Regions from separate parts of the Mus musculus genome. Here region 2 is linked to region 1. The links are chromatin loops, found by intact Hi-C in ENCODE. Cell type or tissue: heart. All regions are shown on one strand. Links, peaks and the distances in the headings refer to the core of each region. The heading gives the core; the rest is flanking DNA. Region 1 holds the start of Ubap2 (ubiquitin-associated protein 2). Region 2 holds the start of Ubap1 (ubiquitin-associated protein 1).

Region 1 (8,332 bases), core at 29-8,028:
TGTAAAACTTTACCTCAAGCTCTTTGGTGACAGTTTCCTTTGACTCCAAGTTCATCTCCACTCCCCATTTTACAAACAAAATAGCTACAACTCTTATCAGAAGATGAGCATGGCAGCACTTGGACTTATAGAGACCCGGACTGCAACAAGTTTGAGGCTACTCAATGAGTTAGAAACCAACCTGGCTACAAAGTAACACATCAAAGCTGCACTCCCAGGCTGACCCTGTTTTAAACTAAAACAATTTCAAGGCTAACAATGGAAAGTAAAATCACTTTAGACCAGTCTATATACTGCAAGTCGGGATTCTACTTTCTAGATGCATTTATATCATTAAGGGTAAACAAACAGCAAACCTAAAAGGAGGCCAGAAGAGCGTGCCACATGCCTGTCCTCCCAGCCCTCAGGAGACCAGGGCAGGCGGATTTTGAGGTCAGCCTAGCTATGTATCTTGGCTAAAACTTCACCTCAAATGTGCATTCATTGAAATAAATTCACTCTTGTAGCCATGTTCTTCCATCATTTCTCCCAAAACAATAAAATTTACTCAAACTAATACTAAGAGAGACCCCTGATGAGTACTTGAGTCACCTGGAAAGGGAAGTAAACAAAGCAGTTCTAAAGGAAGTTCCCCACGGCAGACCCTGGCTCACCAATCCACATTTAGAGTCCAGAGGAAAGCAGAGCAGCTGGAAGCTGCCCCGAGAGCAATTACCACAATCCTTCCTCATGGCCTCATCTCTGCCATGTTACTACTTCCACCCATATTTCAAACAAAACAATCTCCCTCTCTCTGAAATGTTTAGTTTTTGAAAGTCAGAGGCAGCAAGGAAACAAACGGGGGAGGGGTCAGAAGTGTGGGAAACATAAAGGTCACCCACTGGGAGTGAGGGGAGGATCAATTACAGAACTTAAATGACCCCTAAGTAGGAAAAATCAGGCAGGAACATAATGACAGCAATCAAGTGTAGAATGGGAAACTAAACCTTTGCCCAGTAAGACAAATCTCATAGCAACTGGAAAAGGGCCCTAGCCAAAAGGCCCTGAAGGCAGACAAGATATATTGGACCACCTCCAAAGAGTAGAATTTCTCTCCTAAACTAGGTAAAGAGCACACCAAAGAACCATCCCGATGTCTAAGCTACACTACAGGAGAACTTAGGCATGATAGCCACCTCCCCTCTGTTGGTTTATTTACTGTTTTAGTGTTGGTTATTTGAAAAACCAACTCTTAAAAAAAGAACAGGCACCAGATGGTGGTACCTCATGCCCTTAAGCCTGGCACTCGGGAGGCAGAGACAATCTCTTGAGTTCAAGGCCAGCCTGGTCTACAGAGCAAGTTCTAGGACGGTCAGGACCACACAGAGATCCTTTCTTGAAAAACTTAAGGGAGGTTAAAAAAAAAAAAAACTAAACAACAACAAAAATAAACAATTCAGAGGGCGTATTAGCATGCCCATTAATAGGAGAAAAAAAAAGAAAAAAAAAAGCTTAAAAACTTTACAATAGAAGATATAAATATAAACACTATTCACTGAAAGAGAGAGAGAGAGAGAGATCATTGTAACCAGGCACAGTAGTGTTTGACTGTAATCCATGCAAACTGAAATCCCAGCATAGAAAGACTGAAGCAAGAGGTGCATGGTGACTCATGCCTTTAATCCCAGTGCTTGGGAGGCTGATGCAGGTGGATCTCTATGGGTGCAAGGCCAGCCTGGTCTACAAAGCAAGTGGGGGACAGCCAAGGTTGTAACATGAAGAAACCCTGTAAAAACTATCGAGCGAGCGAGCGAGCTAGAGAGACTGAGACAAGAGGCTCTCAAGTTAAAAGCCAGCCTTGGCTAGGTAGTGCAACCCTCTCTCAAAAACGCCCTCCCAAAAAAAGGCATGCTCTTCAAATAAATGATCTCTGGGTACCTCATAGAATCACCTAAAAGCTCCAATTGTTACTGTACACAATTGCTGGAGAAAAGTAAAGAGTAGGCAGACTATGCACCTTGGAAATAAAGTAGAAAGGCGTATTAGTGGTAGTAAACTACGAGATTATGTTAAAGCAAAAAACTGCAGGAAGACTTCCAAGACCAACCCAAAGAGAAAACACGAATCCTAAGTGGTGACAGTTGACATGCCTGGGTAACTAAACCTGAAAATGCAGGGGGGAAGGTGGGAGAGCTGACTATGCCTGGGTAACTAAACCTGAAAATGCAGGGGGGAAGGTGGGAGAGCTGACTAGGAAAACTGAGCTGGAACGCACCAGGCTAAAGAATTTGTTTGAATTTCTAACAACGCTTTACAGTTCACAAGCACTCTTACCTCACCTTAAAGAATAAATAAACTATGACACCACCAGACTTCAATAGGGCATGAAGAGGAAACTCACAGAGTTTCAACTAACACCAAAGACCACAGTAATGAAAAGTAGTAAAATTGAACTATGCCTTCAGATTAAGTGGGGAGAGACTAGAGCGCAGAAGTTGGGCACTAAGACCAGTCCCAGGACAGGCGCCAGACTAGAAAGCTGAAAGGTGGTCCGGATGGGGCGACAGCGTGGCGGAGGAGCTCCTGCCAACGTGCAGGGACCGAGGTGGGAGAGAAAACCACACCCTCCAGGATAAAAACCCAAAGGGGGGGGAGGGGAAGGCGCCCCCTGGGGCTGGGTGGGGCCGGCCAACTAGGATGGGGGGTGGGGGGTGGAGCAGGAAGCACAGGGCAACCTGAGCGGGAGAGGAAAGAGAGTGCTCAGGCCTGGACACACTACGGAAACATGAAGCCAGCGAGGGAAGCTCGGCCCGATCCACCCGAGTAGACGCTGGGGCATCCCAAAGGGGGCTGGGAGTTCAGAAGACCTTAGCCCAGGTCCAGAAAGCATACACTGCAAGGTTCAGGGCCCTGGGAGGCAGGATGAAGGGGACCGGGTGACAATTACCGCTGCTGCTCTCGTTGGACTCGGGACCCGCCGCCGCCGCCGCTCGTTACCTGCCAATGTGCCTCTTACAAAGCGGCGGCGGCGGCAGAGGCGGCCCTGCCCGTCACGTGATCCCTACGTCACGGGAGAGGGTGGAGCCAGTACTTGAAGATTGAACGGGGTTACCCGGCTGGCTAACACAGCTCTGGGAGCTGAGCGAGAGGAACTATGTGGAGGCGGCGGAGATGGTGACATTGCTTGTGGTCAGAATTTCAGGGTCGTACTATCCGCCGCCTATAGAGAACCCACTATTAAAGCGTGCGGTCGCGCTATGATGACCTCAGAAACACTGCAAGATGCTCGATGCGTGCGGCTCTTTCGTCACGTGACATGGTGCAGCCACTCAAAGCAAGCCTGGCTTCTAGACGTTTTGAGGGCGAACTACAACTCCCAGAGTGCTGCGCGGCAAAGGCACTCTCTACGACCGCCTTTTCTCAGCGTGCTCCTAAGTACAACTCCTGATTCTGACTTATTCGAGCATCTTATGGCTAGCTTCCGAGTTAGTACCAATGGGTGCCACCTGCCAAGCGAACCAGCGTGGTTCCTGCTGGGAGGTGTAGTTCTGGCGGAGAGTGGGTCTAGCTCCCACGTTGCGAGGCTGGCGCTCCGCCCTGCCCTCTGCGCGGGAAAACGCCAACCGCCAGCTGCTGAGCCAGACACCCAGAACGTCCTCGGCTGAAGGCCACGAGACTTCAATGTAGTCAAATGTGGACTGCTTTCTGCATTCCCAACTCTCTTCTGCAGGAAACAACTACCATTCCTTGAACGCCAACGGGATGTTAGAGGTGTTCTAGCCCAAAAGGCTACTAGTATCGGACCGGTTTTGCAAATAGGAAAGGAAAAGTTATTTTCTGGCATAAGAAACCTAAATCAGGTTTTCCTTGTTGAGAAGTTACCTGATCCACCTCTTAGTAAAGATGTTAACCTCAGGAGATTAAGCAAAAGTAATGGAGTTTTGTTGTTTTTTGATTTTTTGAGACAGGGCTTCCCTGTTTTGGAACTTGCTTTGTAGACCATACTGGCCTCAAACTCACAGAGTGCTGGGAGTAAAGGCACGTGACACCACAGGCCGACTCAAATAAAGATTAATCACTAGCATATCTTTAAAAAATAAATAAATAGATAGATGTTGCGCTGGAGAGATGGCTCAGTGGTTAAGAGCACTGACTTCTCTTCCAGAGGTCCTGAGTTCAATTCCCCGCAACCACACGGTGGCTCACAACCATCTGTAATGGGATCCAATGACCTCTTCTGGGGTGTCTGAAGACAGCACAGTGTACTCACATACATTAAATAAATAATTTTTTTTTAGATGTTTAAAACACTTTAACTCCAGCCCAGACTAACCTAGCCTTATTGTGCAGTACATGGTGACCGCTAACTCTCAGCAGTCATCCTGCCTTGGTCTCCCAAATGGTGGTATTTCAAGGATTATAGACAAGAGTCACCCACCATGCCTGATTAATATGTATTTCAAATATATACATATATACCATTCATATATATATAGATGTTTTACCTGTATGTATATATGTAGCACATACATGCCTGGTCAGAACATGGGATTGGGTCCCCTGAAATTGGAGTTAGAGATAGTTATGATCCATATTCTAGGTGCTGGAAATCAAACCAACATCCTCTGGAAAGACAATTGCTCTAAACAGCTGAGCTATATCTTGTTAAAAATTATACATTTAAACATAATAAACCAGCACTCGGGAGGCAGAGGCAGGCAGATTTCTGAGTTTGAGGCCAGCCTGGTCTACAAAGTGAGTTCCAGGACAGCCAGGGCTATACAGAGAAACCCTGTCTTGAAAAACCAAAAAAACAAAAAAAAACCCAAAAAACAAAAACAAAAGAACACACATAATAAAATGTGATTATGTGGCTATTGTCTATGTGTAGCTTATTAGGTTAGATACATCCACAACGTTGGAATTAAGAGGTTAATTAGTGGTGGTGTAAGCCTTTGTTCCCAGGAAGCAGATGCAGGCTGCCTAGTTTACAGAGCAAGCTCCAGGACAGCCAGGGCTACACAGAGAAACCTGTCCCAGGAAAGAGAAAGAGATTATATAAAATGTCTGCTTGGTAAACAATAAGCCCTCAACAAACAAAATTATGTTCAAACCCTATTTGTACCCATAAGGTAAGGTGCAGCTGGTTTAAGCAAGATGGAAAGGGAATTTTCTTATACTGATGGGGGTTCAGTGCTAATTACTAATTTGCTAGTTACTAATAGACTTGATCTCTTTAACCTACTTGGCTAGACAATTGAAAATTTAAACAGTCCGGCCCAGTTCAAGGGAAACCTTTGTTTTTCTGCCTGAATTACAGAATGCTCAGGCTGTACCTGTAACAAAAAGAACGTATTATCCTGATTATCCATGTGTAGATCTATCTTATCTTTCTTGGCCAGTGACCTACTAACATTGTGTTGGGTCAGTTCAGTCTCTATGTTTTCTTGTTTTGTAGAAATGTATGAGAAAATCAAAGATTTTTAAAAAATGTTTTAATCCACTATTGAAAGTCAAAGACTTAGTCAGGCAGTGATGACACACACCTTTAATTCCAGCACTTGGGAGGCAGAAGCAGACAGATCTCTGAGTTCAAGACCAGCCTGGTCTACAGAACCAGTTCCAAAACAGACAGGATTACACAGATAGTCTCTGTCTCAGCAGAAGAAGAGAGGAAAAAAAGGAGAGAGAGAGAGAGAGAGAGAGAGAGAGAGGAGAGAGAGAAAAGAAGGGAGAAAGAGGGAGGGAGAAAGAAAGGAAGAAAGAAAGAGAGAAAGAAAAGAAAAGAAAGGGAAGGAAGAGAGAGAAAGAAAAGAAAGAGGGGGGAGAGGTGTATGCCTTAAATTCTTGCCTTTGTAGTAGGCAGGAGGCTAGCCTAGTGGTTATAGCTTTAATCCCTTGCAGGAAGAGGAAGGAAGATCTCTGAGTTAGAGGTTAGCCTGATCTACAGAGAGAGTTCCAGGACAGCTAAGGAAGGCTACACAGAGAAATCTAGGGGTCTAGCTATGCGGGCTGTATGTATACAGTAACATATTACTGCGATCTCTAAATGAGGAAGGTAGAGGCAGATGGTTCAAAAGGAGTTCACCTCGACCACACAGCAATTCGAGGCAGCCTGGACTGCAGGACATCTGTCTCAAAAGGAAAATCAATAGGTAGAAGGAAAGAATAATAAAAAGATATGGAGACTCTGGGTCTTTTTACTTTTGTTTTATTTTGATATGGGGATTGAACTTTGTCGGGCATGCCAGACAAGCTACTACTGTGTTCTGTCCCCAGCCTGAGACCCAATCTATTTAGACTGAATTGGGCCAGCTCATTTAGTATATCCATAAACCACCTGGTCTCAACAACAATAGACTATGATTATTTTAATATTTTTTACTTTTTTTTTACTTTTTTTTTTTTTGAGACAAGGCTTCTCTGTGTATTCCTGGCCATCCTACAACTTGCTCTGTAGACCAGGCTGGCTTTACATTCAGAGATCCTTCTGCTGTGAGCTGCCACATAGGTGCTAGAAATATAATCCTGGCCAGGCATGGTGGCGCATGCCTTTAATCCCAGCACTCAGGAGGCAGAGGCAGGCGGATTTCTGAGTTCGAGTCCAGCCTGGTCTACAAAGTGAGTTCCAGGACAGCCAGGGTTATACAGAGAAACCCTGTCTGGAAAAACTAAAAAAAAAAAAAAAGAAAAAAAAAAAAAAGAAAAGAAAAGAAAAGGAAAAAGAAAAAAAAAGAAATATAATCTTGGTTCTCTGGAAGAGTAGCCAGTGCTTTTAAATGTTGAGCCATCTCTCCAGCCACAATTACTTTGTTATTTTTAATTATGCATGTGTATAAAAATGTGCACGAGTGTCTGTGCCCCTGGAGACCACAGGCATCAGATCCCTGGAGTTAGAGTGGCAGGTGCTTGTGATACACCTGACATGAGTACTGGAAATTGAAGCGAGTAGAGCCAGAGAGTTGGCTTAGCAGTAAAGAGCACTGGCTGCCTTTTGAGAGGACCCAGGTTTGATTCTCAGCACCCACATGATAGCTCACAACTCTTGTGTGCTAAATGAAAATAAACGAGCCTGGGAGACGATGGGTTAGCAGATATTCCAGACAGACATTCTTGGCAGGGACATTGTGTGAGCCTCAGGCAGAAAAGAATTCAGTTTGTCTGAAGGGACAGTGCTTTGAGACTCACTTGTCATCTGTGCAAAACTTTCCTGTTTGGTTTCTAAGATTCTCCAGATGTTACAGCTGGAAGAAATGTGATCACAATGAGTAATCCGGGGCACAACAGTATCCGAGGAAGAACAGAGGGGTTCACCAACCTGCTCAGTATGACTTTGACTTTCCTCCAGACAAATGCAATCTCCCAGCAGTTTGAGACCTGTTCCAGGCCAAAGAACAAAGGGAGTACACCTGTTTTCATCTTAAGGCATTTGCAAAACCAAATGCCTGTTAGTTAAGGATAAGCCACGATGCTCTCATCTTGTCTGACAATGAGCTCTACTCTTGGGAAGAGTGTGAAGTGGGTCATTCATGTGCGGAATGAGCTCTGAACTCTTCTCCAGCTCCCTTCCCTGGTAGGAAGGAAACAATATTCTTTTTTTAATTTGTGTGTGTGTTTCTTGATTTCTTTCTTTCTTTCTTTCTTTTGGTTTTGTTTTTTTGAGTCCTTGATCTCACTATTTCAACCATGCTGGTCTTCGCCTACTTAGGACGCCTAGTGCTGGGGCTAAAGGCATGGGCCACCATGTCCAGCTTTGTACTGTTTTGAGACAGGATCTTACTTGGCAGGCTGAGTGGGCCTGGAACCATCAGCAATCCTCTAGCCTTGGTCTTGCAAATGCTGAGATTACAGGTGTAGAACCACTTACTTGAGGAAAAGAAAAAGAGCTCCACTGAGGGCTGGAGAGATGGCTCAGTGGTTATGAGCACCGACTGCTCTTCCAGAGGTCCTGAGTTCAATTCCCAGTAACCACAAGGTGGCTCACAACCATCTGTAATGGGATCTGATTGTTGTATGCTGGCCCTTGGCCTACTTGAACTGGATACACCTGGGAGGCAGGCTGGGGCTGAAAAAGACTTAGATGGCAAGAGAGATAATGAAGCCAAGGCGATTTCCTGTTCAAGGCTCAATGTTTATTAGCAGTCTGTGCTTATAAAGTGGGAAGGTCCATCCCCTGCCATGCCAGGCTTCTTGATGTTTTGTCGCCAAGTTGTTAGCACTCAGTCTGCCAGAGCCCTTACCAGTAAGTCACCAATTTCACAGGTAGTCAGCTATCTCAGGAACATCTTGGGAAGACAGGTTCAGCCTCTGGTAGGTAGTAGAATCTCAGGGCAGTTGTCACTTCAAAAGAAGC
Region 2 (8,332 bases), core at 155-8,154, 72 kb after region 1:
CAGAGGTCCTGAATTCAAAATTCCCAGCAACCACATGATGGCTCACAACCATCAGTATAGCTGCAGTGTACTCATATACATAAAATAAATAAATCTAAATAAAAAAGATTATTAATTTCAAGGGTTGAGGAGGTGGCTCAGTGGGTAAAACCCTCGATGCACAAACACAAGGATCCCCAGACTCCACGAAAGAGCCATGAAAGTCAGGGAGAGATGACATCTCCCTGTACTGCCTATCACTCTCTTAGAAAGCAGAGACAAGTGCATTCCTGGGATAAGCCTTCAATGGACCCACATACATGCCAAATTGTGTGTATGTATAACACACACACACACACACATACACACAAATGTGTGCACCTTCAACTCATTATATAGTCCAGGTACCCTTACATTTGTTCTGGAATGTCAGGATTATATGTGCACCACCACACCCATCTGAGAAATTGTAGTTAATATAATTTCCTATACATTGAGTCAATCCTGTGGAGAGTGTAGTACACACCAAAGGCTCCAAAGTCAGCCAGCCTATGGAGGTCTGGGCTTAAGGATCAGCATGGATTGTTGGCAGAGTATAGAAGTACACACCTTCATCTCAGAGTTCAGAATTTGAGAATTTAAAGCCAGTCTAGGCTACCTAGTGAGTTTAAAGACACTATGTATCATTAAATATATAGCAAAACTGTCACAAATATGTATATATATGTGTGTGTCTGTGTGTGTACATATATAACATATTTACACAAATATGTATATATATATGTATAAAGTTCTTTTTTTTTTTTTCTGAGACAGGGTTTCTCTGTATAGCCCAGGCTGTCCTGGAACTCACTTTGTAGACCAGGCTGGCTTCGAGCTCAGAAATCCACCTGCCTCTCCCTCCCAAGTGCTAGGATTAAAGGCATACGCCACCACCACCCGGCTATAAAGTTCTTTTTTAAAAAACGATTTATTTTATTTATGAGTACACTGTCATTGTCTTCAGACACACCAGAAGAGGGCATAAGATCCCATTACAGATGCTGTCAGCCACCATGTAGTTGCTGGGAATTGAACTCAGGACCTCTGGAAGAGCAGTCAGTGCTCTTAACCGCTGAGCCATCTCTCCAGCCCAACAATTAAATTTTTAAAACTTGTTTTTATTTATGTGTATGTATGTATGTTTACTTGTCTGTATGTACACCATGCATGTGTCGTTGTCCATGGAGACAAACAGGAAGAGGGTGTTAAATTCCCTGGATCTGGATTATAGGTGGATGTGGATTTTGGGAACCTAACTTGGGTCTTCTGAAGAGCAGCCAAGCAATGTTATTAATGGTTCAGTCATTTCTCCAGCCCCTGAACAGTATTTGTATTAATGAAAAATTATTGGAAAGAGTGCTTTATGAATATGCCTGACATCCTTGCCCAAGAACCATGCTAATTTCTGTATCATTCCAATTTCAGTATATGTCCCGCCAAAGTATGTGCATCATGCATCTTTTTTTTAAAGATTTATTATTATTAGTTTTTAATTATGTGCATGTTTGTGTGTAATAGTATCTTTTACTCACCTGATGTAATTGTTGTCTCAGAGGCTTACTGTCTCTGTCTGCCTCTGGACAATCTAATCTAGACCTGGAATGTTTTTAGCCTCTGAGACTTACTGCTGAGCAAGCTCACCCTTTCTAGTTCTTTCCAAACTCTGGCTGGCTGATTCTGGCTCAAACTCCTCTCCAAGCTGTCTGATTTTCAGTCTGGCTTCTCATTTCCCTGCTTGGCCTCACATGAACTTTGGCAGAATGTTCTAATCTTCTGGTGCCTTGCTCTTCTCTGGCTCATTCTGTCTTCACCTGTGACTGGCTTATTCTCCCTTCATCCTGTCCCCGAAAAGCTCTCCGGATAAAACTGCCCCTCTCTCCTTCTTCCCTCTCTCTCTGCACTTCCTCTTATGTAGTTCTCTTTCCTCTCTCTTCTTATGAGAGATGAATGAATCCTATTTGATTAGATCTTCCTCTGATTTGTCCCTTTGTCTGCCACTCATTTAGACTTCACTTTCAAACATGGCTGCTTCCTTCCATAAACAAACTTTACCTTCATTGCTTGGGATTTCTGTACTAAGGGTGTGTCTGTATTCCAGCCAGTTGGATTAAAGGTGCTAAGGCCTGAGTCACACCAGAACCAGAACCAGTTCCCCTCTGGGTACTGAGAAGTGAACCTGGGTTCTCTGCAAGAGAACTTCCTTAACCAGGGAACCATCTCTCCAGCCCTTGTTTACTTCTTTGTAAAGGCAGGGTCTCACTCTATAGCCCAGGCAGGCTGGCCTGGAACTCACAATCTTCTAGCTTCAACTTGACTTTTTTTCTTTCTTTCTTTTGTGGCCTTGGCTGGCCCTGAGCTCATTGTGTGGATCAGGCTGGCCTCAACCTCACAGAGGTCCACCTGCTTCTGTCTCCCAAGTGCTGAGGTTAAAGACATTGTCTTGGTTCTCTTGTGTCTTGGTTCAACTTTCTGAGTGCTTTTGCACCCATGCATCATCTGTATCCCAGTACTAGGAGTATTTGATCTACAAAAAGTTCTGTATTTATTGAGTGAGTTAAAGTCTATGTGTTTAAGAGCACCAATATATTACATATGTGCATCTTACCTCGTTTCTGATTCCCAAGCTAATATTCTCTCCACACCTGTCTAGAAAGTTATTGTTTAATTAATTAGTTTTTGTTGTTGTTGTTGTTGTTGTTTTTGTTCTTGTTTCTCTGTGTAGCCCTGGCTGTCCTGGAACTCACTCTGTAGACCAGGCTGGCCTCGAACTCAGAAATCCACCTGCCTCTGCCTCCCAAGTGATGTGAATAAAGGCATGTGCCACCACTGCCTGACTAATTAATTAGTTATTTTGCCAGCATTTTAAGGCCAGTTTGGCCAGTTGAACTTATGTCTTTTGGCCAAACATGGGCTCTATCACTGAGTTGTACTATCAGCCCTATTTTATTTATTTTTATGGAAGGAGTAGTGTTTCATGTAGCTCAGGCTGGTTTTGATGTCTCAGTATGCAGCTGAGAATAACTGGAGCCTCCTGTCTTAGCCTCTCAAATGCTGGGATTATAGATATTTGTTCTTCTCTTGTGCTCCAGGAAATTGCAGTTTCTCTTAATAAGAGATTGGTAAGAGCCTAGTTTAAACCAGATACAGTGCTGTAACTCTTGATCCCAGCACTCTGGAGGCAGAGATGGGCCGATCTCTGTGAGTTCCAGGACAGCCAGTATTAAATATTGCAAGTTTAGGACCAGTCTAGATTACACAAGACCCTGCTTCAAACAAGAGAGTCAAACACACACACACACACACACACACACACACACACACACAGACGGAGAGACAGACAATCACACAGACTCCCACAGGCATGCATGTGTGCGTGTACGTGAGAGACAGACAGAGAGAGAGAGAGAGAGAGAGAGAGAGAGAGAGAGAGAGCTGGAAAATCTGACCATTTCCTTTCTGTATTGCATGTTGTAGTGAAGTCTCTCCTGAAGCTGCCCAAGTTCACTCCTACTCCCTAACGTTCACTGCTTTCACTTTAGTGTAGAGGTTCCCCCCCCCCCCCCCCCCCCGTGTGAGCCACCCACTTATTATGGCCACTTTCATTCTCCAGAGTTCTGCTTTGCTCACTGGCCTTTCCACAGATCTGTTAACTAAATACAGATAACCAAAAATTGACAGTTTGCTGTTCCTTGCTCACCGTGACCCCCTCCCCACAATGTTGCACCCAGAGTTAGAGCCTCCTCATTTTTCAAAGCTCAAATACCATCTTGTCTGCTACATAAAATCTGGAGACAAAACAGGCTGGAAAAGTAGACAGGGCAGTGCATTGTGTTTTCTCCAAAGCACTTTATGTCAGCTAAGGATGCTTGTCTAGGAGGCCCTGGGTTTGATCTCTAAGCACTTTCCATACCAGTAATACTCTTTGAGTTTTACTAGAGTCAACTCTCTCTGATCTTATTTCTTCCATTGATCATGAAATTTTAGAGAAAAATATTAATTTAATCAAATTATAAATTCTCCATGAGCCTATATCCAATACACAGAAAGCAGTGAAGGCTTGGATTGTGTTTCGACTTTGAATGCACTGGATATTAAAATTGAAGAGACATTTATAGTTACTGTTTAACCAATTTATTTATAAACTTGGGTCTAGGATATATGAGACCTGTTCTGAAAAACAACAAAACCTCAAAATAAATGGAGAAAGTGAGACCAAAGAGTATGAGACTGGTCTACGAGTCTGAGAGGGTTTCTAATTTCCAAAGAGGATTCGCGGCTAAGGCTTTGGGCGTGTCCTCGCCTTGGCCGCGCCTCTTATCCCGAGTCTTACCCTCTCAGTGACCCCTCCTTTCTTCTTCCCCTTAGGGTCCGCAGGGATCCTTCAGTAAGGAAGCTCCCGGTTGCAGGAACCCTTCAGCTCTGGAAGAGGGATTTAGTTACGTCACTGTCGGCTCCTCCCATTGGTCGGGGCGGGTGGGGTGCGGCGCCATGATGTCAGACGCCTAAAGGGGCGGAGCGTCGAGGGGAAGGAGGAGGGAAGTAGGCCTTCAACATGGCGGCTGTGGTACTGGTGGTGGCTACGGTGACGGTCTGGCTCGGGGCGGGTAGAGTTGGAAGAGGTGGTGTTTGCTCTCCCTAGGGGCAGCGGGAGCCCAGCGGAGACTGAGCCCGGGAGGCCGGGCGGCGCCAGCACCTTTCAGCTTTCGGGACAGCAGCGGCATTCAGGTGAGGGGGCCTGTCTCTGGGGGAGGGGGAGAGGGGCGGAGTTGGGGGAAGGGGCCGGTACGGGGCGACCGGGAGGAGGGAAGATGGGGACCGGGCGCCCAGGAGCCTGGAGGGATGAAAGGATCTGGAGTAAAGGAGCGGGAGGGAGGAAGAGCCGGACGACGACCGACGACTCGGGGCGGATTCTGGGCGAAGGGTCAGAGTGACGGGACCGGAGTTGAAGGGGCGGAGGGCGGACGGGATGCGGGCAAATGAGTTCGGATTAAGGGGACTAATTCGCTCAGAAGACAGGCTCAGTGGAAATCTCGAGCTTGAGGGAAAGATTTCTCTCAGTGGGAGCTAGAGCCGGTCCAGGAGAGGAACCCCGATTTAGTAAAGAAGGTAGCGCGCTGGGGAGTTGAGGGTGAGCTTGGGATGTGAGGATTTAGTTATCTGAGCGAGAGATGAGGGAGAGAAATCAGACCAGGGGGTGACTGCTTTGGGGGATATCTTTGGCATTGTGTGGTCTTCTCTAACTGTCTCATCACTGTGGTCTTCTCTAGATTTTTCTTCCTTTTTTAATTTTCTGGGCGATTACCTGGACTATACCCCTGGGTCTCAGAAACAACCCCGTGTCTTTCTTTTGAGGCTAAGCATTTCTCTTGACCAGCGATCCCTCACCTTTGTGTTGTTGCCTCGTGTTTTTTGAGTTGAGACTTAGAAATATAATTATTTAAAACAATTTTGTATTGAACTGGAGTGAGATTTTGATACTTTTTAGACAGACATCATAGAGTGTTGTAAACTCAAATTCTGTTCACATTTTCATGGATAAAGTGTTTTGTCTTCTCAGTTGTAATTGTTAGTATTTGGGAATTTGAATAAACATGGTGTGTGTTACCTGAATTTTTTTTTTTTAATTTGATGGTATAACAAGGCATTTCGTTTTCATTGATAAATAGGTCTTCTAGGGGCGAGGAGAGAAGGTTAAACAATTCAGAGCACTCATTCTTGCAGAGGACCCAACCAAGTTCAACTCTCAGTTCCCACATGATATCTCACAGTCATCCATAACTCCAGTGCCACCTTTTGATGCTCCTCTGCTAATAGGCAGGGATGTGGTATATATACATACATCATGCAGGCAAAACACTCAGATATATGAAATAAATCTAAAAGCGTTTCTTTTTCTTTTTTTGGTCAGTAAGCTCAGCCCCCCCCTTTTTTTTTTTTGTAAATTTGGAGACAGGTTTCTCTGTGTAGCTCTGGCAATCCTGGAGTTTGTTTTGTAGACTACGCTGGCTTTGAACTCTCAGAGAACTACCTGCCTGCCTCTGCCTCCCAAGTGCTGGGACAAAAGGAATGTACTACCCACTGGCTTATAAAAATTGCTCTTTCTAGTTAATATCCATGCTTAGTTAAACTGAACGTTTCTGTATTAATGCAAAGAACACAAAAGTAAGAAAAGAATTACCTAACATTTTAAGTGAAATTTTGTAAGTTTTTGTCTCTAGTTCATTCTATTCTGTAACTTATTGAAAGCCTACTGTGTCTTTCAGTTACTGAGACTTAATTATGGGAGCAGGAGAATTAGTGTTTTTCTAGTAAATGTCCTTGCCGCTGCCTAGGAGATAACTAACCTGCTCATTGTGGAAAAAGTATTAATTTATAAAAGTTAAAGTATCTGAATATAAAACTTCCTCAAATTTTACTTTAAACTTTTCTTTGTATTTAAAACTCTACTTTATCATGATGTTTTATGTGTTTTTGCTTCCTTTTTTCCTTTAGTTTTATTTTTTTAGTTAATTTACTTACATGTGTACGAGTGTCTTGCCTGCATGTCTGTGCATAGAAGAGGGTGTCCCGGAACCTAACATAGTTGTAAGCTGATGTGTGGGTGCTAGGACTTGAACTTGGGTCCTTGGAAGAGGAGATAGTACTCTCAAACTTTGAGCTATCTCTCCAGCACCTCCCCTCCCCTCCCCTCCCCTCCCTTTACCTGCTGAGCCAATAGTAACACTGATAGTAGGCCTTTCTTTTTCTTTGGTTTTAATTATATGTAGATGTGTGTGTCTGAGGTGCATGTACACATGAATTCAGTGCCTGAAGTCTGATAGTCTTACTTTTTATTGTTTGTTTTGGTTTTTGTTTCTAGGGTTTCTCTGTATAGCCCTGGCTGTCCTGGAACTCACTCTGTAGACCAGGCTGGCCTTGAACTAAGAAATCTGCCTGCCTCTGCTTCCTGAGTGCTGGGATCAAAGGCGTGCGCCACCATGCCCGGCTAGTCTTCCCTTTTTTTTTTTTTTTTTTTGCTGAGATTTGAACTCAGGACCTTCGGAAGAGCAGTCAATGCTCTTAACCGCTGAGCCATCTCTCCAGCCCCCTAGTCTTCCTTTTTAAAGATGTAGTTTGATTTTATATTTATGGGTCTTTTACCTGTATATAGGTCTGTGTATCATAGTCATGCCTGGTACCTATAGAAGCCAGAAGAGGACATCAGATCTTCTGGAACAGACAGTTGTTAGCCTCCCAAATGGGTGCTAGGAATTGAGCCTGGGTCTCCTAGAAAGGCAGCCAGTGTGTATTTGTTTTTTTTGTTTTTTTTTTTGTTTTTTCGAGACAGGGTTTCTCTGTATAGCCCTGGCTGTCCTGGAACTCACTTGGTAGACCAGGCTGGGCTCGAACTCAGAAATCTGCCTGCTTCTGCCTCCCGAGTGCTGGGATTAAAGGCATGCGCCACCACGCCTGGCTGTTTTTTTTTTTTTTTAAGATTTATTCATTTTTATTTTATGTGCATTGATGTGCCTGCATGTACGTCTGTGAAGCTGCCACACCTCCTGGCATTGAAGCTACAGACATACAGATAGGTATGTGCTGCCATGTGGGTGATGGGAATTAAACCCAGGTTCTCTGGAGAAGCTGCCAGTTCCTTAAACTGTCGAGCCATCTGCCCAGCTCCAGAACAGCTAGTGTTTCGACTGACATTAGTCCAGGGTCCTGGTAATTTTAAGAAACATGTTTCTCTATTTCTGTATTAAATGCTTTTTTTTTTTTTTTTGAAGCAGGGGTTTCTCTGTGTAGCCCTGGCTGTCCCTGGAACATTGTCTGGCTCCAAATACTTACTTAAAACATATAAAAGCTTTTATTGATGGTTTGTTTTGAGACAAGGTCTGACTGATTATGTATTCAAGGCTGGCCTTAATTTTTTTTTTAAAGATTTATTTGTTATATGTAAGTACACTGCAGCTGTCTTCAGATACACCAGAAAAAGGCATCAGATCTCATTATAGATGGTTGTGAGCCACCTTATGGTTGCTGGGATTTGAACTCAGGACCTTTGGAAGAGCAGTCAGTGCTCCAGCAACCCTCCCCCTCCTTCCTTTTTTTTTTTTTTTTTTTTTAAAAACAGACAGGGTTTCTAAGTGTAGCCTTGGCCTATGTCTTGAACTCACTCTGTAGACTAGGCTGGCCTGGAATTCAGAGATCAGCCTGCCTCTGCCTCCCATGTGCTGCGATTAGTGGCATGTGATATCACATTCGGCTCAGATTACAGTTGTTTTTGTTTTGTTTTTAAGTTTTATTTTTATGTACATTGGTGTTTTGTCTG

The links. Hi-C counts contacts between places; a loop is a spot of excess contacts. Peaks named below come from ENCODE experiments on the same cell type or tissue, not always from the same donor. Only the 100,000 strongest peaks of a DNase experiment are listed, where the experiment ranks them.
Region 2: it touches region 1 in a loop (3-fold over the local background); 3 of 42 quality-filtered maps call a loop at or near these places.

What each region holds. Positions count from the first base shown.
Region 1 is chr4:41,272,114-41,280,445 of GRCm38, forward strand. Ubap2 (ubiquitin-associated protein 2) reads right to left here and starts at 3,022. Exons shown (of 29, transcript NM_026872.1): 1 at 2,927-3,022. In heart, for the core only: no CTCF peak of the experiment used is centred there; a DNase peak (open chromatin) is centred at 3,288; H3K4me3 peaks cover 3,449 bases; H3K27ac peaks cover 2,012 bases.
Region 2 is chr4:41,344,486-41,352,817 of GRCm38, forward strand. Ubap1 (ubiquitin-associated protein 1) reads left to right here and starts at 4,511. Exons shown (of 7, transcript NM_023305.3): 1 at 4,511-4,746. It overlaps Gm26084 (a small nuclear RNA gene), which reads right to left and starts at 1,466; the gene lies at 1,361-1,466. In heart, for the core only: no CTCF peak of the experiment used is centred there; a DNase peak (open chromatin) is centred at 4,546; H3K4me3 peaks cover 2,219 bases; H3K27ac peaks cover 2,170 bases.